Linked DNA regions of Homo sapiens: region 2 is linked to region 1. A link is a loop called in an ENCODE intact Hi-C map of the cell type or tissue named here. Cell type or tissue: ascending aorta. All regions are shown on one strand. Links, peaks and the distances in the headings refer to the core of each region. The heading gives the core; the rest is flanking DNA.

Region 1 (16,353 bases), core at 4,895-12,894:
AAAACCAGAGACCTTTGTTCACTTGTTTTTCTGCTGACGTTCCCTCCACTATTGTCCTGTGACCCTGCCAAATCCCCCTCTGCGAGAAACACCCAAGAATGATCAATTAAAAAAAAAAAATCCTTAGCAATATTACAGATATTTGACAAGAGAGATGAATTTCCAGGCCAAAACTTAAAGGAAAGTGGGATCCCAGAGAGGCATTGGAAGACAGAGCAGAAGAAATTACCCAGAATGCAGAAAAGGGACAAAAAGAAGAGTTTGAGACACATGGAGGATACAATGAAAGAATCTAATATCGTTTAATCAGAATTCTAGAAGGAAAAAAAAAAAAAGAAGCCAGGCATGGTGGTGCATGCATACCTTTCATCCCACTATGTGAGTATTGCTTGAGCCAGGATTTTGAACCCAGCCTGGGCAAAACAGCAAGACCCCATTTTATTTTATTTAAAATACTTTTTTTTTAAAGGAAAGAACAAGAGAATGTGGCAAGGTGAAGATTTGAAAAGATAATGGCTGAGAATTTCCCAATTCTGATGGAGCATCAATCCACAAGTTCTGGAAGCGTGAAGAATTCTAAGCAGGATAAATAAAATAGAATCTACATGCAGATACATCACAATGAAATGTCAGAATTCTGAATACAGAAAGAAAAAAAATTTTATTTTGAGAGAAAGTCTCACTCCATCACCCAGGTTGGAGTGCAGTGGCGTGATCTCAGCTCATGATCTCAGCTCACTGCAACCTCTGCCTTCAGGTTCAAGAGATTCTCCTGCCTCAGCATCCCGAGTAGCTGGGATTACAGGTGCCCACCACCACATCCAGCTAATTTTTGTATTTTTAGTAGTCACGGGGTTTCACTGTGTTGGCCAGGCTGGTCTTGACTCCTGACCTCGAGTGATCTACCCACCATGGCCTCCCAAAGTGCTAGGTGGCATGAGCCACTGCGCCTGGCCTGAATATAGAAAGAAAATCTTAAGAGCAGCCTTCTCAACAACAGCAATAATGGAAGCCATAAGCCAGTAGAATGATATCTTGAACATACTGAAAGAAAATAACTTCCAACCTAGAATTCAAGAGTAAATGTTCTTTTCTTTTCTTTCTTTCTTTTTTATTTTGAGATGGAGTCTTTCTCTGTCACCCAAGCTGGAGTGCAATGACATGATCTCAGCTCACCGTAACCTCTGCCTCCCGGGTTCAAGTGGGGCAGCCTACTCCTGCCCCAGCCTCCCAAGTAGCTGGGATTACAGGCACCCACCACCACGCCCAGCTAATTTTTGTAGAGACGGAGTTTCACCATGTTGATCAGTCTGGTCTCGAACTCCTGACCCTCAGGTGATCCACCTGCCTCGGCCTCCCAAAGTGCTGTTATTACAGGTGTGAGCCACCACACCCAGCCAAGACTGAATTTTCAAACAAGTAAAAACTAAAACAGTTTGCTATCAGCCTCACTGAAGTGCCTCATGAAAAAAATTCTAAAGGATGCAATTCAGGCAGAAGGAAAGGGATCCCAGATGGAAGGTCTGAGATGCAAGAAGGGATGAGGATTTGTACACAAATGTTCATGGCAGTATGATTCATAATAGCCAAAAAGTGGAAGCAACTCAATGTCCATCAACAGATGAATGGATAAACAAAATGTGGTATATCCATACAACGGAATATTATACAGCCATAAAGAGGAATGAAGTGTTGATACATGTTATGACATGGATGGACTTTGAAAACATTATATTAAGTGAAAGAATCCAGACACAAAAGGCCACATATTACATGTTCCATTTATGTGAAATGTCCAGAGTAGGCAAATCCACAGAAACAGAAGGTACACTTGTGGTTGCCAGAGAGGGGGGGAGGAGGGAGGAATGGCAAATAATAGGTACAGGATTTCTTTTGAGAGTGATAAAAATGTTACGGAATTAGATAGTGGTAATGGTTGTACAACCTTGTCAATATACTAAAAGCCACTGAATCGTACACTTCAAATGGTGAATATTATTATTATTATTATTATTATTATTATTATTATTTTGAGATGGAGTCTTGCTCTGTTGCCCAGGCTGGAGTACAGTGGTGTGATCTCAGCTCAATGCAAGCTCTGCCTCTGGGTTCAAGCAATTCTACTGCATCAGCCTCCCAAGTAGCTGGTGAGAGGTGACAGCGTGCTGGCCGTCCTCACAGCCCTCGCTTGCTCTCGGCGCCTCCTCTGCCTGGGCTCCCACTTTGGCGGCACTTGAGGAGCCCTTCAGCCCACCGCTGCACTGTGGGAGCCCCTTTCTGGGCTGGCCAAGGCCAGAGCCAGTTCCCTCAGCTTGCAGGGAGGTGTGGAGGGAGAGGCGCGAGCGGGAACCGGGGCTGGGTGCCGTGCTTGCAGGCCAGCTGGATGTCCGGGTGGGCGTGGGCTTGGTGGGCCCTGCACTCGGAGCAGCCGGCCGGCCCTGCCGGCCCTGCCGGCCCGGGGCAATGAGGGGTTTAGCACCCGGGCCAGCGGCTACGGAGGCTGTACTTGGTCCCCAAGCAGTGCCAGCTCACCGGCCCTGGGCTCGATTTCTCACCCGGCCTTAGCTGCCTTCCCGCGGGGCAGGGCTCGGGACCTGCAGCCCACCATGTCTGAGCCTCCCACCCCCTCCATGGGCTCCTGTGCGCCCGAGCCTCCCCGACGAGTGCCACTCCCTGCTCCACCATGCCCAGTCCCATCGACCACCCAAGGGCTGACGAGTGGGAGCGCACGGCGCGGGACTGGCAGGCAGCTCCACCTGCAGCCCCGGTGCAGGATCCACTGGGTGAAGCTAGCTGGGCTCCTGAGTCTGGTGGGGACGTGGAGAATCTTTACGTCTAGCTCAGGGATTGTAAATACACCAATCGGCACTCTGTATCTAGCTCAAGGTTTGTAAGCACACCAATCAGCACCCTGTGTCTAGCTCAGGGTTTGTGAGTGCACCAGTTGACACTCTGTATCTAGCTGCTCTGGTGGGGCCTTGGAGAACCTTTGTGTCATACTCCGTATCTAACTAATCTGATAGGGACGTGGAGAACCTTTGTATCTAGCTCAGGGATTGTAAACGCACCAATCAGTGCCCTGTCAAAACAGACCACTCAGCTCTACCAATCAGCAGGACATGGGTGGGGCCAGATAAGAGAATAAAAGCAGGCTGCCCGAGCCAAGAGTGGCAACCCACTTGGGTCCTGTTCCACACTGTGGAAGCTTTGTTCTTTTGATTTTTGCAATAAATCTTGCTACTGCTCACTCTTTGGGTCCACACTGCTTTTATGAGCTGTAACACTCACTGCAAAGGTCTGCAGCTTCACTCCTGAAGCCAGCGAGACCACGAGCCCACCGGGAGGAACGAACAACCCAGACGCGCTGCCTTAAGAGCTGTAACACTCACCGGGAAGGTCTGCAGCTTCACTCCTGAGCCAGCGAGACCACAAACCCACCAGAAGGAAGAAACTCCTAACACATCCGAACATCAGAAGGAACAAACTCCAGACGTGCCACCTTAAGAGCTGTAACACTCACCGTGAGGGTCCGCGGCTTCATTCTTGAAGTCAGTGAGACCAAGAACCCACCAATTCCAGACACACTGGGATTACAGGTGTCCACCACTATGCCCAGCTAATTTTTTTTTTTTTTTTTTGTATTTTTAGTAGAGACAAGGTTTCACTTTGTTGGCCAGGCTGGTCTCGAACTCCTGATCTCAAGTAATCCTCCCACCTTGGCCTCTCCGTGCTGGGATTACAGGTGTAAGCCACCATGCCCAGCCTAAAATGGTGAATTACATCACAATAAAAAAAATAATTTTAAGGCCGGGCATGGTGGTCACACCTGTAATCCCAGCACTTTGGGAGGCCAAGGCGGGGGGATCATGAGGTCAAGAGATTGAGACCATCCTGGCCAACATGGTGAAACTCCATCTCTACTAAAAATACAAAAATTAGCTGGGCCTGGTGGCGCACACCTGTAGTCCAAGTTACTCGGGAGGCTGAGGCAGGAGAATCACTTGAACCTGGGAGGCAGAGGTTGCAGTGAGCTAAGATTGCGCCACTGCACTCCAGCCTGGTGACAGAGTGAGACTCCGTCTCAAAATAATAATAACCATAATAATAATTTTAAAAAGAAATGAAGAGTACAGATATGTAGATGAATCTAAACAAGTACTGACTACATAAACAGTAGTAATGGTGTCCAGTGAGGTTAAAAAAAGAATGTACAACATAAATGATGTAATGAAGTTAGTGTTCTAGGATCCAAGAGGAAGGTAAGTAAAGGAAGTAAGCGAACTTTAAACCTCACCTATCTGTGACAGTGGAACCTAGGAAAGGCTGAGTTGTCTAAGGAGTGTGGGAGAGAGCCAGGAACCTCAGCACACACCTGAGTCAGCATAAGGAAGTGCAACCAGCAGGGAACAGGACAGGGGCCTCTTCCAGCAGGGCCATTAACAGGCCACCGGTTTTACCACCACCGTGACCCTAGGCCTCTTCCTAAGCTCCCTGAACCTTAGCTTCTGTGGTGGACAGATGTTTCTACCTTCTGGCATTCACCACCATCATGAAATCCCCTCCCTTGATTGTGGGTGGGACCCATGACTTGCTGCTTTTTTTTTTTTTTTTTTGTTAAAAAGAGATGGGGGGTCTCACTATTTTGCCCAGGCTAGTCTTGAACTCCTGAACTCCTGAGTTCAAGCGGTCCTCCTGTCTCCGCCTCCCAAGTAACTGGGATTATAGGCACATGCCGCCACTGTGCCTGGCTCCATGACTTGCTTCTAACCAATAGAATATGGCAAAAGGGATGAGATGTCACTCGATTTCATTACATTTTATAAGACTCCTTGCTGGCCAACTCACTCTAGAGACTCTCCTTGCTGGCTTAGTGAAGCGAGCAGCCAGGTTGGGTGTGATGGTTAGTTTCATGCATCAACCTGGCTAGGCTGTAGGTCCCAATTATTCTATCAAACACTAATCTAGGTGTTGCTGTGATGGTATTTTATAGATGTGGTTAATAGCCACAATCAGTTGACCATAAATAAAGATTATTTTCAACAGGCTGGGTGCAGTGGCTCACACTTGTAATCTCAGCTGGGAGCCGAGGTGGGAGGATGCCTTGAGCGCAGGAGTTCAAGACCAGCCTGGGCAACACGGCAAAACCTCATCTCTGCAAAAAATACAAAAGTTAGCTAAATGTGGTGGTGTGCACCTGTAGTCCCAGCTACTCAGGAGGCTGAGGCAGGAGGATCAATTAAGCCCAGGAGGTCAAGGCTGCAGTGAGCCGTGATCACACCAATGCATTCCAGCCTGGGTAACAGAACGAGACTCTGTCTCAAAAAAAAAAAAAAAAAAAGATTATTCTCGACTACGGGGATGGGCCTCATCCAATCAGTTGAAAGGACTAAAGAACAAAACTAAAGCTTCCCTAAGAAAGGGAAGAGGAAGTTCTGCCACAAGACTCCAGCATCAGCTCCTGCCTGAGAGTTTCCAGTCTGCCAGTCTCCTGTGGATTTCAGACTTGCGGGCCCCTACAGTTGCATAAGCCAGTTCCTTGGAATAAATGTCTTGCTGTGTTTGTATGTTTGCATCCTACTGTTTCTCTGAAGGACCCCGACTGATACCTTGGGAAAGCCCACGTGGAAAGGATTCACTTTCAGTTAACACCCAGCAAGAAGCTGGAACCCTTGGTCCTGTACCCATGAGGAAATGAATTCTGCCAACAACTTGAATGAATTTGGAAGCACATTTTCCAGTCAAAGCTCCAGATGAGACCATGGTCTAGCCAACACCTTGAATGCAGCCTCACAAGTCCTTGGGTGGAGAACCCAGCTAAGCCATGCCTGGACACTTCTCCATTAGTCAAAGAAGGAAAATAATAATAGTCGTCTCACAGGGCCATTCTTGGGCTTAAGTGAGACAATCCAACAGTGTGCTCGGCACAGTGCATGCCACATATCTAGTTCCTGACAGGGTGCAGGACACAGTACCCCAAAACATGGTACCTTGGCGATCACTCTTCTAGGTCCAAGCGATCCTCCCACCTCAGCCTCCAGAGGTCACACTGACCTTCTCTGGCCTTTCTGTGTGAGCACTATCTATAAAATAATTCTCTGACCTATCTCCTCTGAAATTAGGTCATAAGACCCACATGCGACAGATGTTCTGCACCATACCTGGGGAATGGTGGGGGAGGAGGTTGAAGGAAAGTCATATAGAGGCACACGCACACAAAAAGAACCTGAAAAGCTGGGCACGGTGGCTCATGCCTGTAATCCCAGCACTTTGGGAGGCTGAGGTGGGCAGATCATGAGGTCAGGAGTTGAAGACCAGCCTGGGCATCATGGTAAAACCCCGTCTCTACTTAAAATACAGAAATTAGCTGGGTGTGGTGGCGGGTGCTTGTAATCCCAGCTACTCAGGAGGCTGAGGCAAGAGAATTGCTTCAACCCGGGAGGTGGAGGTTGCAGTGAGCCGAGATCACGCCACTGCACTCCAGCCTGGGTGACAGAGCAAGACTCCGTCTCGGGAAAAAAAAAAAAAAGAACCTGAAAAGATAGGTCTTCCTGAGTTCTCTCCCAGTTTATTTCCATCAGATCATACCCCTTTTCCTCTAATCATGTTTTTCCACAGCTATCCATTTCTTTCTTCAGACTCAGCATAAAAATATACTATTTTCCCTAGGTCTTTGGTCTTCATTTCTGAAGCCTCCTATATCACATAAGACTTTGGTTAAGTAAATTTGTTATGCTTTTATTTTGTTAATCTGTCTTTTATTATAGTGGTGTCAGCTATGAACCTTGTGATGGGTGAAGAAAAGAGATGGCTTTTTCTCCCCGACATGCATGACAAACCAATAAATGTCAACCCTGACTTTTTTTTTGAGATGGAGGCTTGCTCTGTCACCCAGGCTGGAGTGCAGTGGTGCGATCTTGGCTCACTGCAACCTCAGCCTTCCAGGTTCCAGCAGTTCTCCTTCCTTGGCTTCCTGAGTAGCTGGGATTACAAGCACATGCCACCACGCCCAGCGAATTTTTTTGTATTTTTAGTAGAGACGGGGTTTCACCATGTTGGCCAGGCTGGTTTCGAACTCCTGACCTCAAGTGATCTGCCCGCCTTGGCCTCCCAAAGTGTTGGAATTACAGGCGTGAGCCACTGCGCCCAGCCAGCCCTGACTTAAAAAAAAAAAAAATTCTTTAAGCCAGGAGCTGTGGCTCATGCCTGTAATCTCAGCACTTTGGGAGGCTGAGGCAGGCAGATTGCTTGAGCTCAGGAGTTCGAGACCTGCCTGAACAGCATGGCAAAACCCTGTCCCTAAAAAAATACACAAATTAGCCAGGCATGGTGGCACACGCCTGTAGCTACTCGAGTGGCTAAGGCAGGAGGATTGCTTGAGCCAGGGAGGTCAAGGGTGCAGTGAGCCAAGATAATGCCACTTCACTTCAGCCTGGGCAATCAAGCAAGACCCTGTCTCAAAAAAAAAAAAAAAAATTAGCAGCGGTCTGAGAATCAGGAACAGAACTAGGAAGGTCTAGATTCATGGAGCACCCAGGACTTACCATACCTCATGTAAAGGGGAAAATGGCCTTGATTATTTCAGAGAAATAGTAGGAAGTGGTGGTTTTGTGTACACACTCTGCAGTCATACTGGCTCTTCTATGTCAGCTATGTCATGTTATGCTGGTGATTTAAATTTCTCTGTGCCTCAGTTTCCTCATCTGTAAAATAATATAAAATTGCACCTGGCACATCATAGGGCTATACAAGCATTAGCTGTTATTATTATTTGCCTCTAACCCACAGTCCTATAACTCCAAAGGATTACGAGATGAAATAAACTCAATGTAGTACACGTTCATCTACACCAACTGTGAGCAAATAAAGATGAACCAATAGGTGGCTACACTTCAAGACTTGCTCATTTTCTATAAACTTCCTATACTTGTTAAGGGATTCCAATCGTGTGATCCTCCTAGGGGTGCTTGGGAATGGGAAGGACCCTATCTGGCACAGACCTTTTCCCGCACATTTTGTCACCTGCTCCCACTCGTGCTGCTGCCCCAGGTCCCCATGTCCAGCAGAGGGCGCTGTGGCCCTAAAATGCAATCCTCAGATGCTCCCCTCTCCCGCGAGGCCTACCGCTAGCGAGGGAGGCCACCCGCCAGAGGCAGCGGGCCTGACTCCAATCAGACCCTTTGTCCCAACCAGCCCTTTTCTCCAAGCAATGAGCTTGGAGCTCCACATCACCCGCTGCTCGCTGGCTTTTCAAACCTCACGCTGCTCCTTGAAGCGTTTTCTGCAGGCTCCAGCCCTCTAGACCTTCCTTCTTTGAACCCCAGAAGCTTCGCTGCAGCAATGAATCATCCAGGCCTTATGCTGATGTTAGTTTCCAAATTCCGTGGCAGCCCAGCTGTAAACCTCCATCTCGCCCTACAGAGAGCCTCCCGCCACCCACAGCCTGCGCCTCTTCCATCCTATTCCAACTTCTCCAGACAAAACTCACTGGCCCCACCCAGCTCTCACTTCTGCCTCAATCGGCTGGAGGGCAAAGCACTATTTTTCTCATTTAATCTTCCAGCAAACGATTGTTTGGGGCAAGAGGCCTGGCATGGTGGCTCAGGCCTGTAATCCCAGCACTTTGGGAGGCAGGAGGATGGCTTAAGCCCAAGAGTTTCAGGCCAGCCTGGGCAATGTGGTGAGACCCTCTTTTCTACAGACAACTTAAAAATTAGCCAGGCATGGTGGCATGTGCCTATAGTCTCAGCTATTAAGGAGGCTGAGGTGGGAGGACCTCTTGAGCCCAGGAGGTGGAGGTTGCCGTGAGCTGAGATCGTCCCACTGCACTTCAGCCTGGGTGATAGAATGAGAGACCCTGTCATAAATAAATAAATAAATAAATGATTGTTTTGGGCCAAGGTTAGCATCCTGCAAAGATGAAGACAGCCAACCTTTAGTGAGCACCTACTGTATGCCAGGCATTGATCTAAGTTCTTTACCTAATCCTCACAGCAATTCTATGAGAGTTGTTAGGCCTGTTTTACAGAGGAGACAGTTAAGGCACAGAGTGGTTATGGGACATGTCTAAGGTCACACAGCTAGTGATTGAGCCAGTGTTCAAACCCAAGCAGTCTGATTCCAACAATCGGGCTTTTTTTTTTTTTGAGACAGAGCCTCACTCTGTTGCCTAGGCTGGAGTGCAATGGTGCAGTCTCAGCGCACTGCAACCTCTGCCTCCCGGGTTCCAGCGATTCTCCTGCCTCAGGCTCCTGAGTAGCTGGGACTGCAGGTGCCCACCACATGCCTGGCAATTTTTTTGTATTTTTAGTAGAGACAGGGTTTCACCGTGTTGGCCAGGCTGGTCTCGAACTCCTGACCTCAGGTGATCTGCCCGCCTCAGCCTCCCAAAGTGCTGGGATTACAGGCGTAAGCCACTGCGCCCAGCCACCCCCAGCTAATTTTTGTATTTTTAGTAGAGACGGGGTTTTGCCATGTTGGCCAGGCTGGTCTCGAACTTCTGACCTCAGCTGATCCACCCACCTCGGCCTTCCAAAGTGCTGGGAGTATAGTCTGGTTTCTCTTCAGATCGTATAAATCTTTCACCTTTTACCAAAGTGCTGGGATTACAGGTGTGAGTCACCATGCCTGGCCAAACAACTGGGCTTTTTAAACAAGACATTATCTGGACTTAATGTAAGTATAGACACAGGGCTCCATCCCTGTTCTCTAGAACTGTGCTAATATACTACCCACCAGCCACATGACTGTAGAGCACAGGACTAATCCAAGTTGAGATGTGCTGAAAGTGCAAAATACACACTGAATTCTAAGGACTTTTTGAAAAAAATGTAAAATATAGCATTAACAACTTTTATATTGATTACACGTGGAAATGATAGTATTTTGGATCTATTGGGTTAAATAAGATATATTATTAAAATTAATTTTAGCCAGACACGATGGCTCATGCCTGTAATCCCAACACTTCGGGAGGCCAAGCGGGCGGATCGCTTAAACTCAGGAGTTCGAGACCAGCCGGTGCAACATGGTGAAACCCTGTGTCTACAAAAAATACAAAAATTAGCTGGGCATGGTGGCACACACCTGCAATCCCAGCTACTTGTGGGGACTGAGGGCGGGGGAGGATCGCCTGAGTCCAGGAGGTTGAGGCTGCAGTGAACTGTGTTCACACCACTCCACTCCAGCTTGGGTGACAAAGTGAGACCCTGTCTCAAAAAATTAATTTTCCCATAGCTCACAGTAGCCTCAAACTCCTGGGCTCAATCTATCCTCCTGCCTCAGACTCCTCAGTCATTGGGACTAGGACTACAGGTATGCATCACTGTACCCAGCTAACTTTTATGTAGGTTTTTGTTTGTTTTTAACAGGTGAGATCTCACTATGTTGCCCAGGCTGGATAGAACATTTTAAATGGCATCTGTGACTTCCATCTTATTTCTGTGGGGCAGAGCTGCTCTGGGAACTCTCAGCTCAGTGGAAGACAGACAGGATCATTTGAATATTCTAAAGCAGGGGAACATGTGGTCTGTGTTTTAAGAAGTGAGAACAACTTGGTGTAGGAACCTCAGAGGCGGGAACTCCTGAGGGAGAGAGTTTCAGGGAAGCTGTCTCAGCGGATTCCAGGTTCCAGCTGTATTTCTAAAGATTTGTGGGACTCTGCCCTGGGGAGAAGAGCAGAGGGAAACACGAAGGCCAAAACAGCAAAGGCCAGGGAGGCAAGGCCAGCCAGCAGTGGGGCTGGGTGCCCAGTGCTCCTGGGTGAGTGGAGGGAGACAAGGCCTGCTGACCACAAACTGTGAGGGCCTTGACTGTGGGGCCAGACAGAGGGGCTGTCAGCCAGATGGAGCTCCAGACACCTTAGGCTAGGGAGGGTCTGGACCTGGACAGACTACAGAAATTGGTGAGCAGGAATGGGAGGTGGCAGTGAGTGGCAGGGCCCCTGGCTCATTCTCCCTCTGTCCTCATTTCCTTGCTCTGGAGGGGAGGGTGGTGAACAATCTTCTCAGAGGAGGTTAGCTGTGGGAGGACAGCTCCTAAGGAGCATTTCCTGCCTTTGGCTCACAACTGCTTCCTGTCCAGACCTCCCAACACTTGACCCCCATTCAATTCCTTCCTCCCAGGGCAGCTGGGTGGCCACGAGGTCTTCACAGGTCCAGAGACCCGGAGCTTCTCAGCAAGCTGAATGAGGCAGCGTCCCAGGGGTCCAGAAGCCCAGCCTCGCCCGGCGCTGGTGAGGAACTGGAATCCAGGCTTGTACTGAAAGCCTCAGGGATAGATTTGGAGGAGGAAGCCCGAGATGGCGCCTCTCTCCCACCGGCTAGGACCTCAGTTCCCACTTTCCTAGTTACCTCTTCCACCCCCTCACCTCCAGCTGGGAACTTACATCCCTTCTTTCATTTATAGGGCACTTTTAGGCTGGGTGCAGTGGTTCACGCCTGTAATCCTAGCACTTTGGGAGGCCAAGGCAGGCGGATTGCTTGAGCTCAGGAGTTCGAGGCCAGTCTGGGCAACATAGTGAGACCTCGTCTCTATTTTTTTAAATGAAATATAAATATTTTAAAAATTAAAAATTCAAAAAAATGAAAAACAAATGGCACTTTTTCTTCCCAAACAATGGCTGGGGACTTCTGAAGGGAAAGGGAGGCAAATTCCCTAGGAAATAATCATGAGTGATTACTTCTCCAGAAACACCTGAGGCCTCCAATGAACCCCTTCTTTGAGAGTCAATCTGCAGTTTTCTCCCTGGTTCTGAGATGTCAGGCCAGGTTCCAAAGATGTGAGGTTTTTTTTTTTTTTTTTGAGACGGAGTCTCGCTCTGTCGCCCAGCCTCGAGTGCAGTGGCGCGATCTCAGCTCACTGCAAGCTCTGCCTCCCGGGTTCATACCATTCTCCTGCCTCAGCCTCCTGAGTAGCTGGGACTACAGGTGCCCAACACCATGCCCGGCTAATTTCTTTGTATTTTTAGTAGAGTCGGGGTTTCACCATGTTAGCCAGGATGGTCTCGATCTCCTGACCTCGTGATCCACCCGCCTCGGCCTCCCAAAGTGCTGGGATTACAGGCGTGAGCCACCACGCCAGCCTAAGATGTGAGTTTTGAGAGCCCATCACAGGTTGTTAAAAGTGTGTCTGGAGTTGGTTCCTTCCCATGGGTTCTTGGTCTTACAGGCTTCTTGGGTTCTTGGTCTCACAGACTTCAAGAATGAAGCCGTGGACCTTCGCAGTGAGTGTCACAGCTCTTCAAGATGGCATGGACCCAAAGAGTGAGCAGCAGCAAGATTTATTGGGAAAAGCGAAAGAACAAAGCTTCCAAAGCAGGGAAGGGGACCCAAGCGGGTTGGGTCTCCTGGCTGGGAGTGGGGGTGGGGATGGGGGGAGTGGCCAGCTTTTATTCCTTTATTTGTCCCTGCCCACATCCTGCTGATTGGTCCATTTTACAGAGTGCTGATTGGTCTATTTTACAGAGTGCTGATTGCTGCATTCACAATCCTGTAGCTAGACACAGAGCACTGATTGGTGCGTTTTTACAGAGTGCTGATTGGTGCATTTACAATCCTTTAGCTAGCCAAGAAATTCTCCAAGCCCCCACTCCACCCAGAAAGTCCAGCTAGCTTCACCTCTCAAAAGGAGCCAGATCTTTCTCCTTTATCTCTTAAACCTAAGCCATGCCTGCCCACCCCCTAGTGCAGGGTACACTACAATACTTAAAATGGGGAGAGGACTACCCCAAATAACCCAGCCCATCTCAGCTCAACCATGAGCCTCTGCTATGCCTCTAAATCAGTCCTGCCCTCTTCCTTCCATAAATCCTAGAGACCCCTAGGAGATGCCCCTCACCAGCAGCATACCAGCCAGGAATCCCTGAGTCCTCCATAAAAGCCACACTTGGAGCTGAGATGACCCTAGGGGAGGGGGCTTAGTCCCTCTGCCTTGCTCTGCCCCTTAACCACCAGGTAGACCACAAGTGTTTGTTGCACATCATACCCCACTCCCCACAGACCCCCACTTAAGGCCAGGGCAGAATTAAAGGATGGAATTGCTGAAAGAAGGGGTCTTCTCCCCCAGGGATGCTTGGTCTCAGTCCACAGGGAAAGGAAGGTCCTACGGGTGTGGGGAGTGCAGGCCTGGCTGGTCCCCTGCTCTCTGCCAGCTCTAGAGCACCCGCTGTACCGGGGGCTCCCCTTGGTGGGGTCAGGAAAAGTCCACGGGAGACTTGGGGGAGTGGAGGGGAGGGCCCTGGGGAAAATTAATGTGGATCAAGGGCTTGAAGACGTTCCTGACTCTCCCTCCCCTCCCCTACCCCCACCCCCACGCCCGCCTCAGGTGGACCAAATACTGAGGAGTGGATTTGTGTGAGCCTAAACACAAGAGCTCTGGGGTTCTATTTCCTCTTAGTCATTTTCCAAAGCTGCACCACCCTACCACTGCCTGGCTGGTGTGGCATCAGAGGGCTCTAGGTCCCCAGCCCTGCAGAGAAGCCCTTCTGAATGAAGGAGAGGCCCACCAGCCTGGGGAGAAGAGGTGAGTCCCCGACTCCCTCCGAGACAGAGCCTCCTCCCCTTCTCAAGCACCCCGAATCTCTGCACCACCAATTCACCCTCAGATCTGTTTCTTTCTTTTTTTGTTTTGTTTTTTGTTTTGTTTTGTTTTGTTTTGTTTCCCCCGTCGCCCAGGCTGGAGTGCAGTGGCACGATCTCGGCTCATTACAACCTCTGCCTTCCAGGTTCAAGCGATTCTCCTGCCTCAGCCTCCCAAGTAGCTGGGATTACAGGTGTGCGCCACCATGCCTGGCTAATTTTTGTATTTTTAGTAGAGACGGGGTTTCACCGTGTTGGCCAGGCTGGTCTCGAACTCCTGACCTCATGATCCGCCCGCTTCGGCCTCCCCAAGTGCTGGGATTACAGGCGTGAGCCCCAGGTCTCTTTCTTAAAATGTCTTTTCCCTCTATCTTTCCCCTCCCAGTGATCCAAAAGCTACGCCTGATTTGGAGAGGGGGTGGCAAGTGGGAAAGGAGGAGGGAAGGGGCAGTGTGGATCGAGGAGGGGGTCACCCCCACCCTGACCCTGAGCACCCTAGGTTTGGCCCCTCTGGGTGCCTCCCTCTTTGGAGAACTCAGGAAGCCGATGAGCTAGTTTGCGAGCTGGGGGTGGGGCAGTGAGGAGACTGGGGAGGAGGGAGGAGAGGGGAGAGTGATGGGAGCCGCGGCTGGGAGGCTTCGGAAGGTTGAAGGCTGGGTTTGGGAGGTGAGGGCGAGCGTCCCTCTCAGCCCCGTGGGGGGATATGCAAAGAATTGCTAATTGCAACTAAACGAGGCCTCGGCGTGGGGGAAGGGGCAGTCTTGCGGCTGTCAGGGGCTACCGCCTCTTTGAGTGCCCGGGTAAGGCCAGGCCAGCCCGCTCTTCTCATGTAAAGCAGCTTTTTGTCTGGGGGAGCCAGGGCTGGGGCCAGGGGCTGGGGAAGGGGCCCAAGCCATCAGCAAGTTTCTTGTTCCCCAGAAAGGGAGAAGGGTGCCGAGGCCTCCTCAGAGTGAGAATGCCCCCCTCCTTCTCCACTCTCAAGCTTTTTATGTGGGGGTTGATGGGGTGCTGCCCAGCAGGAGGGGGTGGGCCTGGGATCCCAGTACCCCCCTTGCTGGACTGTGGGAAAAAAAAGAGCACAAAGAAGGGGGCTGGCCCCGCTGAGATGGGAGACGGGGCAGCTCTGATCCACGGATGCCCTGAGGCTGAAGTACCCATCCCTGGATCCCCTTCTAGAGAATGTCCCCATTGGCCATGTATCTTATCTGGTCATCTGGGCCCATTTCAGACTTTCTCACCCACTTTGCAAACCCTCCCTAACCTTTGTACTCTGAGGAGATGGATTTTGTGAATCCAAGTTAGTTCCTAACTGAGCCTAACTAGAGGGAGAAGAAGGACTCATACCTTTGGGGAAATCTTTGCTCTAAACATAGGGACCTACGAATAATGCTTCCAGACCCTGGGGCCACATAACCTGTTAGAGACCCAAGAATCTTGCTTTCTAATTCAGATGCCCCCTTTTATGAGCTTCTATAAACTTGGGCAAATTATATCAGCTATTGAGCCTCAGTTTTCTCATCTGTAAAATGGGGACAATATCATCCTCTCAAAATCCTTGTGAAGATATGGAAAGATGCAACGCATCCCGTATGGCAGTCCCTGGTTCTCAGTGTGTCCCCTCCCCTCCCCTGGAACATCTATCAAAAGGATGGATACACACACACAAGCACTTCAGGGATAGTGATACCTCATGTCCATATCACACTTTGCAATTTCCACAATGCACGTGACATCTCTTTCTCTTTTTTCTTCTTTTTGAGACAGAATCTCACTTTGTCGCCCAGGCTGGAGTGCAGTGGCATGATCTCGGCTCACTGCGAACTCCGTCTCCTGGGTTCAAGTGATTCTCTTGCCTCAGCCTCCTGAGTAGCTAGGACTACCACCCACCACCACTCCTGGCTAATTTTTGTATTTTTAGTAGAGACGGGTTTTCACCATGTTGGCCAGGCTGGTCTCAAACTCCTGACCATCAGTGATCCACCCGCCTCAGCCTCCCAAAATGCTGGGATTACAGGCGTGAGCCACAACGCTGGGCCACATGTCATCTCTTAATGATACACTATCTAATCAATGGAACAGACTCTTCTTTTCTATATTTGGTGAAAAAAATCAAGATTCCAAGAGCTTAAGTCAGATCCCCTGACACCTCTGCCAATGCTCATCCCACTCCATGGTGTGGCCTCAGGGATCCCATCTCACAGACTAGACAAATGGAGCCCAAGGCCAGAGCAAAACCAGCCGGAGACTGTCACCGTCCAAGGTATCACCCAGGGTTTCTCAATAGCACAGCTTGTCTTAGTGGCCACCTGCACTCTTCTCCTAAATCAGTGCTTGTGTGGAAACTTTAGGACCATGTGGGTCCCCTTCTCTCAGCTCCACACTGGGGTCCTTGAGAAGCAGAGGGCTGGCTGGAGGATAGGAAGGGTTGTCCCCTCCCCTCCCAGCAGAAAACCTCTGGGATGACACCTTCACTCTGAGAGGCAGCGGGATGACACGGATAGAATCGCTGGGCAAGTCAGTTCTTTCCCTCCTCCCTTTTCCTGCTAGAAGTCCACTTCTTCATCGAGAAATGTCTCCTCCGTTCCTTCCCCCCTCTATTTTGGGGGCCCCGGGGTCTAGCTCCCCATCCCTGTGTGTCGCTCCGGCTGGATCCCCATCCTCCCAGCCCCTCGGCCAAGTGGAGGATGCTGATCTGACTGCCTCCTGCCAGACACCTAGGGCCTCCTGCTCCCAGAGGGTCTTGGCCAAGGGGCTCTGGCGCTGGGCCGGTGCCTTTCTC
Region 2 (16,353 bases), core at 5,395-13,394, 48 kb after region 1:
GCATGCCCTGAGGCAGGTCTGGCTGTAATTGGGAAATTGAGACCCCTTGACTTATAAAATTTTGGGCTCCATTCTTGCTGCTTATATCTGTTTCTGGGACTTGTTGGCTTGAGGATCCAACCCTTAATGTTCAGCCCTCTGCCTGGTGCCTGGCCTGTTGCTTTCCAGTCTCCCAGTCTGGATTCCTGCTTCCTGACCCTTGATTTCCTAGGCCATGCCTCAATCGTCTCCCTACACTCAGCTACCCTCCAGGGATCCTGGATTCCTGGATTTGACCTCTTGCTTGCTTACCCCATGGTTCATGCATGCTACTCCTTCTGTCCTTTACTTTCTGTGATTTCTTGTCCTCCCAACTTACTTAGTTGCATTGCCTGCCCGCCCTTAACTCCGGCTCCTCCTACCACTATGTTCTTGTTATTCCTCAGTTTCTGGGGTGACTCTTCTGCTTCACCCTTCCTTCATGTTCTGATGCTTAGCTCCAGCTCCAAACTGACAAGTTAAGAGGCTGAGGCTGGACACGGTGGCTTACGCCTGTAATCCCAACACTTTGGGAGGCTGAGGTGGGCAGATCATGAGGTCAGGAGTTCGAGACCAGCCTGACCAACGTGGTGAAATCCTGTCTCTACTAAAAATACAAAAATTAGCTGGGTGTGGTGGCGGGCGCCTGTAATCCCAGCTACTTGGGAGGTTGAGGCAGGAGAATCGCTTGAACCCAGGAGGCAGAGATTGCAGTGAGCTGAGATCATGTCATTGCACTCCAGCCTGGGCAACAGAGCGAGACTCCATCTCAAAAAAAAAAAAAGAAAAAGAGGGTGAGATAACCATTCACCATGTACCCTGCCTTCATTTGTCACTCTTTAAGAGTCACTTGGTGTCCTTACTGGGCTGTGGCTGCAGGACATGGCCTATCTTTCATAGCCTCAATTCCCTCCACAACAGCCAATCATCAATAGAATTTCAGACCAATTGTCTTGAATGCAACAAAGCTGCTAAATCCTCTCAACTCCCCTGGACCCAGCACTTTGCATGGGAAGAGAATGGAACCAGGATGATTATTTCCTGTAGCCATCCACATGGCATCGAAGGAGGAAAGGTGTAACAAGCCATTTTGTCCATTTGAAGCAATTACTCAAACTGCTCCCACCAAGACCAGAATGTTTCAATGATGTCTGTGAGCAGGCACCAGTTAGGAGGTTATTATAATAATCTGGAACGTAAGGACAAGAACCTGAACTGGAGAGACAGCAGTGAACAGATAAGAGAAAGCAAGAGACAGAAACAAGGTATTTTCATGAAAAAGAGCAATATCACTTGGAAACTAAATAGAGGGAAAGGAGAGAAGGATTAATCAATGCCAAGGCCGTTGTTGGATGTAATCAGGTTATCTCCAGTTGGATCACCCCATGGGCAGCTACAACCAACGAATCTAAAACTTAACAGATTTAGGCCACCTGTTACATTCAGTGGTTCTGTCACTCCCTCAGCCATCTGCATTTGAAACTTTAGATGGTCTTTGATTCTACTCATATGTTCTTTCTTTCCTTTTTTTTTCTTTCTTTCTTTTTTTTTTTTTTTTTTTTTTTTTTTTTTTTTTTGAGATGGAGTCTTGCTCTGTCACCCAGGCAGGAGTGCAGTGGTATGATCTTGGCTCACTGCAACCTCTGTCTCCCAGGTTCAAGAGATTCTCCTGCCTCGGCTTCCCGAGTAGCTGGGACTACAGGTGTGTACCACCACACCCAGCTAATTTTTGTATTTTTAGCAGAGACAGGGTTTCACCATGTTGGCCAGGCTGGTCTTGAACTCCTGACTTCAAATGATCCGCCTGCCTTGCAAGTGTTAGGATTACAGGCGTGAGCCACTGCGCCCGGCCCATTTGCTCTTTCTTAGTTCCAGTAAATCACCAAATCCTACTGATGTTTCCTTTAAAAATGTCTCTTAAAATACACCCCATTCTTTTATTTCTAGTGCTCCTACACTGGTTTAGGATCTCAGAGATTCTAGCCAGCACTCGTCTTAGTTCTGCCTTCAGCCTTCTCTGCTTCAATCCATGCCACACACAGCTGCCACATAATCTTGCCAAAACACCACTTTAAACATGCTACCTCACTTGCCAAAAAAAAAAAAAAAATACACCCATGACTTCTGTCATGTGGGAAATTATCTTGCTGCAATAGTAGCCTCCAAGTTCATGACCACAGAGCTATCTCTGAGGTCACACAACAGAAAGGCTCCTAGACAAAGCTAAAATGCTCGAATCACATGGTTTATTAAATCAACTTAAAACACAGAGCAAGATGCAAGGGAAAAGGGATGGGGCTATTTAACCAAGTTAGGGTAGGGTGCAAGCTAGGTGGAAGGACCATACTACCTGAATCTAGGGTGCACAGGTTCATCTGTTTTGTATCTTTTTCTATTGCATCTCCTTCCCTGATGAGGATGTTACAAGGGCCAGCGTTGACATTTAAGCAGGGGTACCCACAGATAGATGTCCTGGTCCAATGACACACTTGCTTTTTCAGACAGAGGAAGTCAAGTTTGCAGGGGCGTAGCTGTAGCTTGCTAATTAGTTTGATGAGCAGCCACGATTATATTTGTATATCTTGAGCAGAGGGCACATGGGCCAGAATAAATGTCACCAATAGATTGAATTAAAACCTCGTGTGGGAGGAGGGAGAGCATCAGGAAGAATAGCTCAGGGATGCTGTGCTTAATACCTAGGTGAAGGGATGATCTGCACAGCAAACCACCATGGCACACGTTTACCTATGTAACAAACCTGCACATCCTGCATACATACCCCTAAACTCAGAAGTTGGAAATTAAAAAAAAAAAAAAAACCTCATGAGAGGGGCCAGGCGCTGTGGCTCACACCTGTAATTCCAGCACTTTGGGAGGCCAAGGCAGGCAGATTGCTTTGAGTTCACGAGACCAGCATGGACAACACAGCAAAACCCCATCTCTACTAAAAATACAAAAAAAATTTAGCCAAGAGTGATGGTGCATGCCTGTAATCCTAGTTACTCAGGAGGCTGAGGTGGGAGGATGGCCTGGAAGGCAGAGGTTGCAGTGAGCTGAGATCACACCACTGCACTTCAGCTTGGGAAACAGAGCCAGACCCTGCCTCAAAAAAAAAAAAAAAAAACCTTATGAGAGGTGATGGATATGCTAATTACCCTGATTTGATGGTTACACAATGTGTATATGTATCAAAACATCACACTGTACCCCATAAATATGTACAATTATTATGTGTCAATTAAAATCAAACTTATTTTTTAAAAAACCTCACGGGCCAGGTGCGGTGGCTCATACCTGTAATCCCAGCACTTTGGGAGGCGGAGCAGGCAGATTGCTTGAGCCCAAGAGTTTGAGACCAGCTTGGGCAACATGGCGAAACCCCACCTCTACTAAAAATACAAAAATTAGCTGGGCCTGGTGGCGCGTGCCTGTAGTCACAGCTACTTGGGAGGCTGAAGTGGGAGGATCACTTAAGCCTGGGAGGCAGAGGTTGCAGTGAGTCATGATTGCGCCACTACACTCTAGCCTGAGCGACAGAAAAAGACTGTCTCAAAACAAAAATAAAAACAAAAACAGGCCAGGCATGGTGGCTCATGCCTGTAATCCCAGCACTTTGGGAAGCTGAGGCAGGCGGATCACGAGGTCAGGAGATCGAGACCATTCTGGCTAATACGGCAAAACCCCGTCTCTACTAAAAATACAAAAAAATTAGCTGGGTGTGGTGGCAGTCACCTGTAATCCCAGCTACTCCAGAGGCTGAGGCAGGGGAATCGCTTGAACCTGGTAGGCGGAGGTTGCAGTGAGCCAAAATCGTGCCATTGTGCCACCGTACCCCAGCCTGGGTGACAGTGAAACTCCATCTAAAAAAAAAAAAACACACACACACACATCCGGGCACGGTGGCTCACACCTGTAATCCCAGCACTTTGGGAGGCCGAGGTGGGTGGATCACCTGAGGTCGGGAGTTCAAGACCAGCCTGACCAAAATGGAGAAACCCCGTCTCTACTAAAAATACAAAATTAGCCAGGGTGGTGGCACATGCCTGTACTCAGGAGGCTGAGGCAGGAGAATCGCTTGAACCCAGGAGGCGGAGGTTGCGGTGAGCCGAGATCGTGCCATTGCACTCCAGCCTGGACAAAAAGAGCGAAACTCCATCTCAAAAAAAACAAAACAAAATCTCATGAATATTGAGTGCTCATACATATTTGGTGTCTCCTGAATATTAGTGCCTTTGGTGTATTTAGTGCTTTGTATGTCTTACGCATGTTTAGGATATTAGGAATCTTTAGTACCTTTTGTGCATTTAGTATAGCATGGCTGTTTAGTACCCAGGTGCCTCATGAATGTTAGGCATCTCTTGGTCCTTTCTATGTTTAACACACAGATGCTCTACTTGCTAACTATTTAACACACCGTTCTGCCTATGTCTAAAAAACATTTTGTTGAAACATCTTAAAATGTTTCACCCATGTTTTCCAAACTACACACTTATCTTTTCTAGCAGGGTTGAGTATTCTCAGGGTAAATTTACATTACAGTCTTCTCTTTGCCACATGAACTAAGCCCCTGATCTACTCCCTCCTGCCTCAAATTGCTTCCTCCTTCAATCTTTTCAATCTCAGAAGTGGCATTTCCTGATCTCAGAGTCAGCGTTGTCTTCAAACACTCTTAACTCTCCTCATACCCAATTCAGCCACATCTCACACTTCTATTCCTAAAATAGACTTTCATGTACTTCTGTCTGTCTCCACTGCCACCCCAGTCCAAGCCACCACCAATCTTCTGAGATAACTGGAATTTGGTTCTCTCTCTGCTCTTGGCCACTTCAATCCTGTTCCACACAACAGCCCAGAATGCTCTTTCCCCAACATCAGTTGGATCCCCTGCTTTAACTGTTCGGTAGTTTCCCATTGTATTTAGGATCAAATCCAAAGTTCTTAATTTTGGTGTATGAGAGTCTGAATGGCAGACTGTGTTACCTCTCTAGCCCCATCTCAGCACCAGATGGAGTTTCACCATGTTGGCCAGGATAGTCTTGATCTCCTAACCTCAGGTGATCCACCCACTTCGGCCTCCCAAAGTGCTGGGATTACAGATGTGAGCCACCGCACCCAGCCTCAGCACCTGTCTTGCTTTAGTAATACTTCACAGGATCTTTAGTTTCTTCCTTATGGCTTTCGCAAATCCAGTTTTGTTTTGTACCCCCCCCCCTTTTTTTTTTTGAGATGGAGTCTCGCTCTGTCGCCCAGGCTGGAGAGCAGTGGTGCCATCTCAGCTCACTGCAAGCACTGCCTGCTGGGTTCAAGTGATTCTTGTGCCTCAGCCTCCCGAGTAGCTGAGATTACAGTCATGCGCTACCACGCCCGGCTAATTTTTGTATTTTTAGTAGAAACGGGGTTTCACCATGTTGGCCAGGCTGGTCTTGAACTCTTGGCCTCAGGTGATCTGGCCACCTCAGCTTCCCAAAGTGCTGGGATTACAGGTGTGAGCCACCGTGCCCAGCCTTGTTTTGCTTTATTTTTAAGAGACAGAGTCTTTCCCGGTCACCCAGGCTGGAGTGTAGTAGTGAGCTCATAGTTCAGTGTAACCTTGAACGCCTCAGCCACCTGAGTAGCTAGGACTACAGGTGCTCGCCACCACACTAGCTATTTATTTATTTTTAGAGATGGGGTCTTGCTGTGTTGCCCAGTCTGGCCTCAAATTCCTGGCCTCAAGGAATTGTCTTGCCTCAGTCTCCCAAACTTTTAGTGAGTTATTTAGCCTCTCTGATTCTCAACATTTCTCACTTATGAAATGGGGATAGAGATAAGTGTCTCACAAGTTGCTGTGAGGATCCAGTAGGAATAGGTCCTGGAAAGCCCCTGGCAGGTAACTGACCAAAGCGTTCAGTAAACCCTTGTTCCTGCTCACTGCTTTCAGGGCCAGCACATTTCCTCTACTCCTCTGCCTGCCCTGCACCTCATTCTTCTCAACCTCAGTAGGTCCCTCAAGGTCATGTCTTCAGGGAGCCCCGGAGCCCCCTTCAGCCCAGCCCCTGATGAATGCCCACGCCTCAAACTCTTTAGCTTCTCATTTCCAGTTTGTGGAATGTACTATGGTAACTGTTTTCTGTTTGTTTAAATCTTTCATGCGTCTGTCCTGTTTCTTTAACTAGATCCCAAACACCTTTGGCAAGAGGCTTCCCATCTCACAGCTTCTCGTATTCCTCCTAGTACCTGGCTCAGTGCCCTACGTAGAGATATTCAACTTAGATGCATCTAATGTGTGTGAGTGCCAACGGGATGCCAGGCACTGTGCTTGGCCTCCATGTTAATTATCACCTAACTTCATTTTTTATGATAATCCTGCCAGGTAAGTATTGCTATGCCTGTTGTGAAAACGGAGCTTCAGCGATTTAGTCATTTGCTTAAGGGCACCCAGTTAACAAACAGTAGCCTTTTAACTCTCTGGTTTATAGCCTGGTACATAGTAGATACTCAATAAATACTTGTTAGTGCTCTTTCCATTATACCATGTTGCCTTTTTGGGGGAATAGTTATTCATAGGGCAGATGAATAATTTTCATCGTGTTCTCAATTCTTACCCACCTCTGCACCCCCCACAAGAGCTTAGCTGAAAATCTCCTATCCTTGATTCTGTACCCTAAAGTTCTTCCAGGGTCCTGCAACCCTAATTCTCATTTCCTGTTATTCTAATTCAGTTTCCTATTAGTGCCACATCTGTTTGCTAAGTTCTCATAGAGCCTGAAGCAGGATACCCATCTGTCTCCCCACAAACCCCGTCCTCTCTTTCTTCCAAAGCTTCTCTTCCTCATGGTCCCCCTTCCTCTGTTCTCCATCTATCCCTGCTTTAATTCAAGTTGTTAATTCAGGTTGTGCCCTGTTGGAGGAATCTCCATAGCATTATCTGCTTCTGCTGCTTATGATGATGATGATGATGATGATGATGATGATGAGAGGGAGTCTTGCTCTGTCGCCCAGGCTGGAATGCAGTGGTGCGATCACAGCTCACTGCATCCTCAAACTCCTGGGCTCAAGCGATCCTCCTGCCTCAGCCTCCCAAGTAGCTGGGACTACAGACAGTCATGTGCCACCAAGCCAGGGTAATTTTTTACTTTTTGTAGAGATGGGGTCTCTCCATGTTGCCTAGGATGGACTCGAACTCCTGAGCTCAATTAAGAAATAACACCCCTACCTGGGAATGCCCTCTAAACTACAGCACTTAAGTCTAGGAGGTGCCTAGAGTTCTTTGGGGTGGGCGTTTGGGCAAGTTATGTCCCCTCTCCTGGCCTGAATTTCCTCACATGTAAAATGGTACTGCTTGTTAACACCTATCAAGTCCCTATGTAAGGTACGTAAGGTACATTAGCATTGCATGTATGATGAAAAGTCAGTCATAGCAGATGCTTACACAGCATCTACTGTGTGCCACACACGATGCCAAGTGCTTTATATATATTTATTCACTTAATCCTCACAACAACCCTATGAAAATGTTATTATTAACCCTATTTCACAGGTGAAAAACAGAGGTCTCCAAATTAAGTAATTCACCCTGGATCACCCCTGACGGCAGTGAAGCTGGGTTTCAAATTCTGGCAGTTCTGGGCTCCAGAGTCCCTGTCTTAACCACTGCCCTATACTTCCTCTTATTACCTCATAAAATGAGGGGGGCTAGTTAAAAATAATCCCCTAGCATTTTTATAGCACTTTTCTAATTCTAAAGCACTGTTCACATTCTGTGCCCTATTTGATCTTCACAACAACCCTAAGGGAAGGCATTATTAGCCCAATTTATGGGGCAAGAACTGAGACTTATTAGAAGGGTCATGTGTCCAAGGGCTCACAGCTGACAAAGACAGATTCAGTACTCAAATCCAGGACCATCCGTTCCCACTGCCCCTTCTGCTATGCCTGGGATCTCAGACGCCAAACAATACTTTCTGTCCTTTCATTTTTCTTTTCCTTTTTTGAGACAGTGTCTCACTCAGTCGCTCAGGCTGGAGTGCAGTGTCGATCATAGCTAACTGCAGCCTCGAACTCCTGGGCTCAAGCAGTCCTTCTGCCTCTATCCTCCAAAGCGCTGGGACTACAGGTGCACACCAGGGCACCCAGCTCATCCTGTCCTTTCCAAGGCTCTTGCAGCTCCAGCATCATACACTGTTTTTTTCTCTCTGCGTTTCTTTAAAGAGGATGCAGTGTTCCCTGAAAGAATCCACCACCCTGGCCAGGCGCGGTGGCTCACGCCTGTAATCCCAGCACTTTGGGAGGCCGAGGTGGGCGGATCACCTGAGGTCAGAAGTTCAAGACCAGCCTGAGCAACATGGAGAAACCCCGTCTCTACTGAAAATACAAAATTAGCCGGGCATGGTGGCTCATATCTGTAATTCCAGCTACTCGGGAGACTGAGGCAGGAGAATCACTTGAACCCAGGTGGCCAAGTTTGCAGTGAGCCGAGATCAAGCCATTGCACTCCAGCTTGGGCAACAAGAGTGAAATTCTGTCTTAAAAAAAAATCCCCCACCCTGTCACCTCCCCCCGAGCCCTGCACAGCGCATGCTCACAAACAGCAGCAGGGGGTGCTGTAGATGAACACACAGGCACTGCCAGGCGGGCACCCTGTTGGAGGAATCTCCATGGCACTTGCTGCTGCTGATTATTATTATTATTATTAGACAGGGTCTCGCTACGTCGCCCAGGCTGGAATGCAGTGGTGCGATCACAGCTCGCTGCATCCTCAAACTCCTCGGCTCAGGTGATCCTCCCACCTCAGCCTCCCAAGTAGCTGAGACTACAGACAGGTATGTGCCACCATGCTGGGCTAATTTTTTACTTTTTGTAGAGGTGGGGTCTCGCCAGGTTGCCCAGGATGGGCTCAAACTCCTGAGCTCAAGCAATCTGCCTGCCTCAGCCTCCCAAAGTGCTGAGATTACAGGTGTGAGCCACTGCAGATGTTTTTTTAGCAAGTACCGCTTGTACGTAGTATAAAATTTAAAAGGTACAAATGAATATGCAATGTACCTGCCTCCCAGCTGTGCAGTTCCCCTTCCTGGAGCAAGCTGAGGAAGTTTTGTAGTGTTTCATTCTAGAGACAGTTTATGCTTATATAAGCAAGTATATATTGTTTTCCACGTCAATGTTAGCATACAAACATGCACATATTATTTTTTATGCCTCACACAAATGATATCGTACTATACACACTATTCTTCCCCTAGCTTTTTCAAAGTAATTTATCTTGCAGATTAATCCATATCATAATTCATAATATTTAATTGAATAGGTTAACTATAATCAATTTTACCAGCCCTCTATTTTCTAATCCTGTACAGTTACAAGCAAAGCTGCAATAAATACATTTCTCCCTAAATCGCTTTGCACGTGTGCATTTCTGCAGGATAGATCCCCAGAAGTGAACCTGCTTACCTGAAATGGCATGCATTTGTAATGTTGATCAATACTGCTAAATCACCTTGCACAGAAGCTACCCATTTACAGCTGCAATCGGGGGGCACACAAGTCTGTTTCCTACACCCTCACCAACTCAGAATTTTATCAAGCTTTCTGATCTTTGCCTATCCTATAGGTAAAAGATGGTTTCTCACTGCAGTTGTTTTTTGTTTGTTTGTTTGTTTGTTTTCTGAGACAGAGTCTTGCTCTGTCGCCCAGGCTGGAGTGCAGTGGCGCGATGTTGGCTCACTGCAAGCTCCGCCTCCCGGGTTCATGCCATTCTCCTGCCTTAGCCTCCTGGTAGCTGGGACTACAGGCACCCACCACCACGCCTGGCTAATTTTTTTGGTATTTTTAGTAGAGACGGGGTTTCACAGTGTTAGCCAGGATGGTCTCGATCTCCTGACCTCATGATCCGCCCGCCTCAGCCTCCCAAAGTGCTGGGATTACAGGCGTGAGCCACTGCACCCAGCCCTCACTGCAGATTTGATTGCATTTCTCTTATAATAAGTGCTTCCTGATTTCTGAGATTCATTAATACAATGCATAAATAATTAGCAGGTACCTCCAGGCACTGTGTTGGGGTAAACTCCTCCATCTGTCCCTGGTCCAACTCACTGTGTCATTTCCTGCCTGCCCTGTACTGTCTTGCCTTGTTGCATCCGTTAGGAAGCCATTTTCATGGCTTGGCCATCCTCAGCAAGTCAAGGAGGGGTGACCTCACTTGACCTCTTGTAGAGGGTTAGGAGTGAGGAGAATGTGTTTTTTTTTGTTTTTTGTTTTTGTCTGTTTGTTCTTGTTTTTACCTTTTCTTTGTTTCTCAATAATAATTTCTGCAACCCAATTAAGCAAAGCTGAGGGATGGGGCACAGGTTTTTTTTGTTTGTTTGTTTGTTTGTTTTTCTAGAGACAGGGTCTCACTCTCTCACCTAGGTTGGAATGCAGTGCCACAATCATAGCTCATGCAACCTCGACCTCCTGGGCTCAAGCCATCCTCCTACCTTGGCCTCCCAAGGTGTTGGGATTATGGGTGTGAGCCACTGCACCTGGCCCAGGCACATTTGTCTTGTGGTCAGAGTTACCCCTGAGTCCAAGGGCTTCCCAGAGTCACTCAGTCCAGTGGGCCACTCAGTGCTTCGGTCTTCTCATCCTAACCCCTCTGTGGTGTCAGGATGGTGGACAAAGAGCAGGTAGCTGGACACTTGGCTGTGTTCAGCGGATGTTGTTTGCTTCATGACTGGCAGGTTGAAACTTCCTCAGATTAGGTGCCAGCTAAACATAAAATGTGTTTGCTAGCAGCGCTTTTAGATTAAAGTAAGACCAAGAAAAAGCTAGGGTTCCTGTTCCCTTCTGTGTGGGAAACCTTTGCAGGTTTCTTTGCAGTGCAGAGCACTTCACCTTGACAGGAGGGAGTCCTGGCCCACCAGGCAGAGTAACTGCTTGCTCACCTGCCTGCTTCATAAACCTGTGATCAACCTGAGGCTCACACCTTATTGAGGCCTCCTCAGAATAAGGGCAGAATCAACACCTGGGAACTTTGAATGACTCTCTTCCCGGTTCCAGTTCCCAAGAACGGCAACCTGAAGGAGCCCACATCTTTCTTTGGCAGCTTAACTAATGTAATGAGACCTGCAGTTCATCCACAGCCTGAAATTTTCCTCCTAAAGCGCGCTTTTAATCCAGTCACTTGTAGAGGTTCCCCGTGGCCTACTAAATGAAGTGCAAATTCCTTAGCTTGGAATTTAAGGGCCTCCGTGATATGGCTCTGGTCTACATTCCCAGTCCCTTTTTCCACTACCTCACGCTCCAGACTGACTCAGTGTTTCCCCGTGTGCCCACGTTCCCACCCTGCGCCTTCGCCCCAGTCGTCCTTTCTCTGCCCAGAACATGTACCCCTGCTCCTCTGCCATGGCGGATGCCCTCCTCTCTCTCTCTTTTCCCAGCCATGCTTTGTTTAGAAAGTAAGAATAATGAGGTTTTTCTTTTTAAGAAAAATATAGGCCGGGCATGGTGGCTCACGCCTATAATCCCAGCACTGTGGGAGGCTGAGGCAGATGGATCACTTTGAGGTCAGGAGTTCAAGACCAGCCTGGCCAACATGGTGAAACCCTGTCTCTACTAAAAATACAAAAATTAGCCGGGCATGGTGGTGGAAGCCTATAATCCCAGCTACTCAGGAGGCTGAGGCAGGAGAATCGCTTGAACCCAGGAGGCGGAGGTTATAGTCAGCCGAGATTTCCCCACTGCACTTCAGCCTGGGAGACAGAGCAAGACTCTGTCTAAAAAATAAAAATTATATATATATATATATATATATATATATATATATATATATAAATTTCCCATATCCTTCAGGGTCTTTCTCAAAGGTAACTGGCCCACAGCTGCCTGCTCATCCCACGTCTCAGGGGATGATCTTTCCTGGCCTGGCTCCCACTCAGGCTTCGTTTCTCCACCTCTCATGTCTCAAGTCCCCTCTATCTTGCATCCTCGTTCCTGCCCCACCCCAGTGAGCGCTGGAGAGCCAAACAGGTGTCTGTCATCTATGCACTGTCTACCGCTGATCAGTATCAGCCAATCGTCTGATCTGAGTCACTCTGAAATTGGAGACTCCTCCCCTGCTGCCACCTCCTCTTTCTGCTTTGAGTATGAGAAATGGGAAGAGTTTGGAACCTGTCACTGCAACCGCTGCTGCCACCCCTTCAAGTCCTTCCCTATGAGGGCTCTCCTTTTAACTCACAGCCTCCCCTCTAAAGTCAGGAGATGAGGTCAGCCCTGAACCCCACCCTATGTCCCATCCCCCAGCCGACACAAACACCACAGAGATCAATGGGGACCTGTGTTCTAGGCTTGGGATGAAACTGTCCCGTTTGCTCTTTTCCTGAGGTAGGTACCATGGTTACGTGTCTGGCCGGAACATTTGTTCACTTTGAGTTCTTGGAATGAATGCGCCAGAAAAGGGAGAAATCAAAAGCCATCTCTTCTGTGGCCCTGGTCTCTTGCGTGTGCAGATAGGCATGGTCACCTCTCTGCTAATGACCTGTGTGGTATTAGGTGGTGATGTATGCACTGGCGAGGCTGGAGGAAGACAACCTGGCCCTTCTCCAGGGCTTGCTTCTGGCACCTTCTGCAGAGCAAAGAGTGGGACCTTGGAGTTAGAATACCTGAGTCCTAGTTCTTACTCCACCATTCGTTCCATAGCAGATGCCCTTGACCAAGGTCCTTAATCCCCCTCAGCCTAAAAATAGAAAATAGTTATATTTTCTTTACCTTCTACATGGGCTTTTCTGAGCATCAAAAGAGAAAATGTATGTGAGAGTGTTGTGCAAATTATTATTATTATTTTTAGACAGAGCCTTGCTCTGTCTCCCAGGCTGGAGTGCAGCAGCACTATCTTGGTTACTGCAACCTCCGCCTCCTGGGTTCAAGCGATTCTCCTGCCTCAGCCTCCGAAGTAGCTGGGGCTACTGGCACGCACCACCCCGCCTGGCTAACTTTTTTGTATTTTTACTAGAGAGGGGGTTTTACCATGTTGGCCAGGCTGGTCTCAAACTCCTGACCTCAGGTGATCCTCCTGCCTCGGCCTCCCAAAGTGCTGGGATTACAGGCATGAGCCACCCTGCCTGGCCACAAATTATATATATATATTTGAGACGAAGTCTCGCTCTGTCGCCAGGCTGGAGTGCAGTGCTGCGATCTCGGCTCACTGCAACCTCCGCCTCCCGGGTTCACGCCATTCTCCTGCCTCGACTTCCCAAGTAGCTGGGACTACAGACGCACACCACCATGCCCAGCTAATTTTTGTATTTTTAGTAGAGACCGCGTTTCATCACGTTGGCCAGGACGATCTTGATCTCTTGACCTCGTGATCTGCTCACCTCGGCCTCCCAAAGTGCTGAGATTACAGGTGTGAGCCACTGTGCCCGGCCTTTAGCCTCTTGTGTTGAATGCCATACCAATCCAGCCTTCTTTGCCACACAGACCTCCTTGGTTCCTTTTCCTTTGGTGTCTTCCTGCCCTGATTCTTTTTTTTTTTTTTTTTTTTTTTTGAGACAGAGTCTCACTCTGTCGCCAGGCTGGAGTGTAGTTGTCCAATCTCGGCTTACTGCAACCTCCACCTCCCTGGTTCAAGCGATTCTCCTGCCTCAGCCTCCTGAGTAGCTGGAACTACAGGCGCCTGCCACCACACCCAGCTAATTTTTGTATTTTTAGTAGAGGTGGGGTTTCACCATGTTAGCCAGGATGGTCTCGATCTCTTGACCTCGTGTTCCGCCCACCTCAGCCTCCCAAAGTGCTGGGATTACAGGCGTGAGCCACTGCACCCAGCCCTGATTCTTAACTCCCTAAGAGTTCTGGGCTTAAAAGTTGCCCCATATTTCCAGCATTTTGCACCTCTGACCCATCGCTTTAGCTGGGTTCCCCATGAGATTGCCTATGCTGAAAAAAATAACTGGATCTGGGGCCGGTGGGGAGTGCACAGAAAGGCACCAGTGTGACCTCCACATTTGTGAGATTGAGGACACCCAATGAGAATCCAGGCTGAGAGAGGCCATGGGCATGACCAGCCAGGGAGCTGCAGCACTTGACAGATAACATTGTTAGACTGTGACTCACTCTCTGCAGTCTGGAAAGCTCAACCTCTCTGCTTGGCCTTCCCAGGAGGGCCACTCAGATCATGCAACCCTCTGAGCTCCAGGTTGGGCAGGCAGAGCGGGGGCCTCTTAATTCCAGAGCTGGACTGTTTCCTCCCCTTCACCCCACATGGAAAATCCCACATGTTAAAAGGTTATGTGTTGGGAGCCTGCAGGGAGAAAAAAACTTGCCCCGTTTGTGCTTTCCAAGAGAGAAGCAGGAGCCATCGGAGCTCCTGACCCTGTCCAGGACCCTGTCCTCTGCTGACCCACGGTGGGGACCCAAACCCAAGCTCTGGGGTTATTTTCTTCCTTTGCTGAAGGCTGTTCCTCGACCTTGAGGCACTCACATCACTCTCTCCTCATTCCCCTCTCCTCCTTCCCTCTCAGGTTTCTCTCCATCATTCTACTGTTTTTATTTTATTTTATTATATATTATTTATTTATTGAGACAGAGTCTCACTCTGTCTGGAGTACAATGGTGCAATCTTGGCTCACTTCAACCTTTGCCTCTCGGGTTCAAGCAGTTCTCCTGCCTCAGCCTCCCAAGTAGCTGGGATTACAGGTATCTGCCATCAAGCCTGGCTGATTTTTTGTATTTTTAGTAGAGACCGGGTTTTGCCAATGTTGGCCAGGCTAGTCACAAACTCCTGACCTCAGGCTAGTCACGAACACCTGCCTCGGCCTCTCAAAGTGCTGAGATTACAGGCGTGAGCCGCCGCGCCCAGACTTTATTTTTATTCATATTTTGAGACACGGTCTTGCCCTATTGCCCAGGCTGGAGTGGAGTGGTGTGAAGACAGCTCACTGTAGCCTTGACCTCCTAGGCTCAAGCGATCTTCCCACCTCAGCCTCTCAAGTAGCTAGAACCACAGGTACACGCCACGATGCCTAGCTAATTATTTTTTCAATTTTGTAGAGATGGGGTCTCGCCATGTTGCCCAGGCTGGTCTTGAACTCCTGGGTTCAAGCAATCCTCCCACCTCGGCCTCCCAAAATACTGGGATTACAGGCATCAGCCACGGCACCCAGCATTCTCCTGTTTCCCATCAACCATATCAGCCCATCAAATCTTTCACAATACAAGAAGGGTGGGTGGGGAGGGGGAAGAGTTTTCCTTTTCCGTCTTACTCCTTTTTCTTCTTTGGATTCCCTATATTTTGGGTGTCGGTAGAAGTCTGAAATGCAAATAAGAATGTCCCACTCTGAAGGCACAGGGAGGGGCTGCTGAATTATTACCCTCTAAATTCTAGCACGTTAGACAGTTCTGGTCTCCTTGCATTCTTGGAGGATGCAAGGACCTGACTGTAATGTGCGGGGGAGACAGTTTGGTCTCTGGGAACCCCCAGTCTGGTGGAGGAACTTAGACTAAAGCAATGGAAGACTGACAGAGCAATATGGTCACAATTGCAAATCCTTCAAAATGCCGGTGCTACAGAGAATAATCAGCATTGTGGCATGACTGTCCAGAAGCAAGTTTTGAACCATTCTGAATAACGGAAGTCCCAGGATCCTTTATTTAAAAAAAAAAAAGTGTAGAGACAGGGTCTTGTTATGTTGTCCAGGCTGGCCTTGAACTGCTGGTCTCAAGCAATTCTTCTGCCTTAGCCTCTCAAGGTGCTGGGATTACAGGCATGAGCCCCTGCACCTGGCCACTCACCCAGGTTTCTTGAAGCAGTATTTTCTCTTCTTTGGGATTAGCCAAGGGCATCTGGAGAAGCAATGAGAACTACCTCCTTTGAGGGGAGAGCGGCCACTTGCACACAGGCTGGGACACCATCTCATAGCTAATAATGACGTTGGTGTGGTCATTTTTCCCAGCTACACAAGCACAAGTCACTTACCACTCACAACCACCCTGTAGGGCGGGTGGCTATGATCACCCCCATTTTCTAAGTGAGGTTCTAAGAAATGAAATCACTGGCAGCTGGCTCACTGATTTGGGGCCAAGCCCAGGTCTTCTGAACGTAAGTCTAGTGGTTATTCTGCTATGCTGCTTGGTCACTTATGAGGCTGGTGTCTAGAGTCATTACTGAGTCTCCAAGTCCCCACTGTCTGCCCCATCCTTGACCCACACAAGTGCCCTGTTCAGTGTTCTGAGGGAAGGCGGAAAGACTCATGCTCAGGACTCAGGCTTCCCAGGCTCCTCATGCTGTTCCTAGGCTTGGTTTGACACCTCTCTTCCCCTATCCTGCCTACCCCTCCCACCCACACCCTCCTAGCCCCAGCTGACTTAGAGGCAGGGAGAGGGAGG

What was found. Hi-C counts contacts between places; a loop is a spot of excess contacts. Peaks named below come from ENCODE experiments on the same cell type or tissue, not always from the same donor. Only the 100,000 strongest peaks of a DNase experiment are listed, where the experiment ranks them.
Region 2: a loop joins it to region 1, with 2.0 times the contacts of the local background. A loop is called at or near these places in 5 of 110 quality-filtered maps.

The regions. Positions count from the first base shown.
Region 1 is chr17:44,525,635-44,541,987 of GRCh38, forward strand. It overlaps LOC105371791 (a long non-coding RNA gene), which reads left to right and starts at 10,606. Exons shown (of 3, transcript XR_934779.2): 1 at 10,606-10,758; 2 at 11,121-11,230; 3 at 12,191-12,223. RefSeq lists enhancers at 7,780-8,284, 8,285-8,788, 14,130-15,124. In ascending aorta, for the core only: a CTCF peak has its summit at 8,063 (motif pointing right); a DNase peak (open chromatin) is centred at 8,067; H3K4me3 peaks cover 643 bases; H3K27ac peaks cover 1,704 bases.
Region 2 is chr17:44,573,457-44,589,809 of GRCh38, forward strand. No RefSeq gene overlaps it. Among named protein-coding and RNA genes, the nearest start is that of FZD2, 24 kb to the left of the region's middle. RefSeq lists an enhancer at 13,837-14,402. In ascending aorta, for the core only: a CTCF peak has its summit at 8,592 (motif pointing right); a DNase peak (open chromatin) is centred at 11,295; H3K27ac peaks cover 3,007 bases.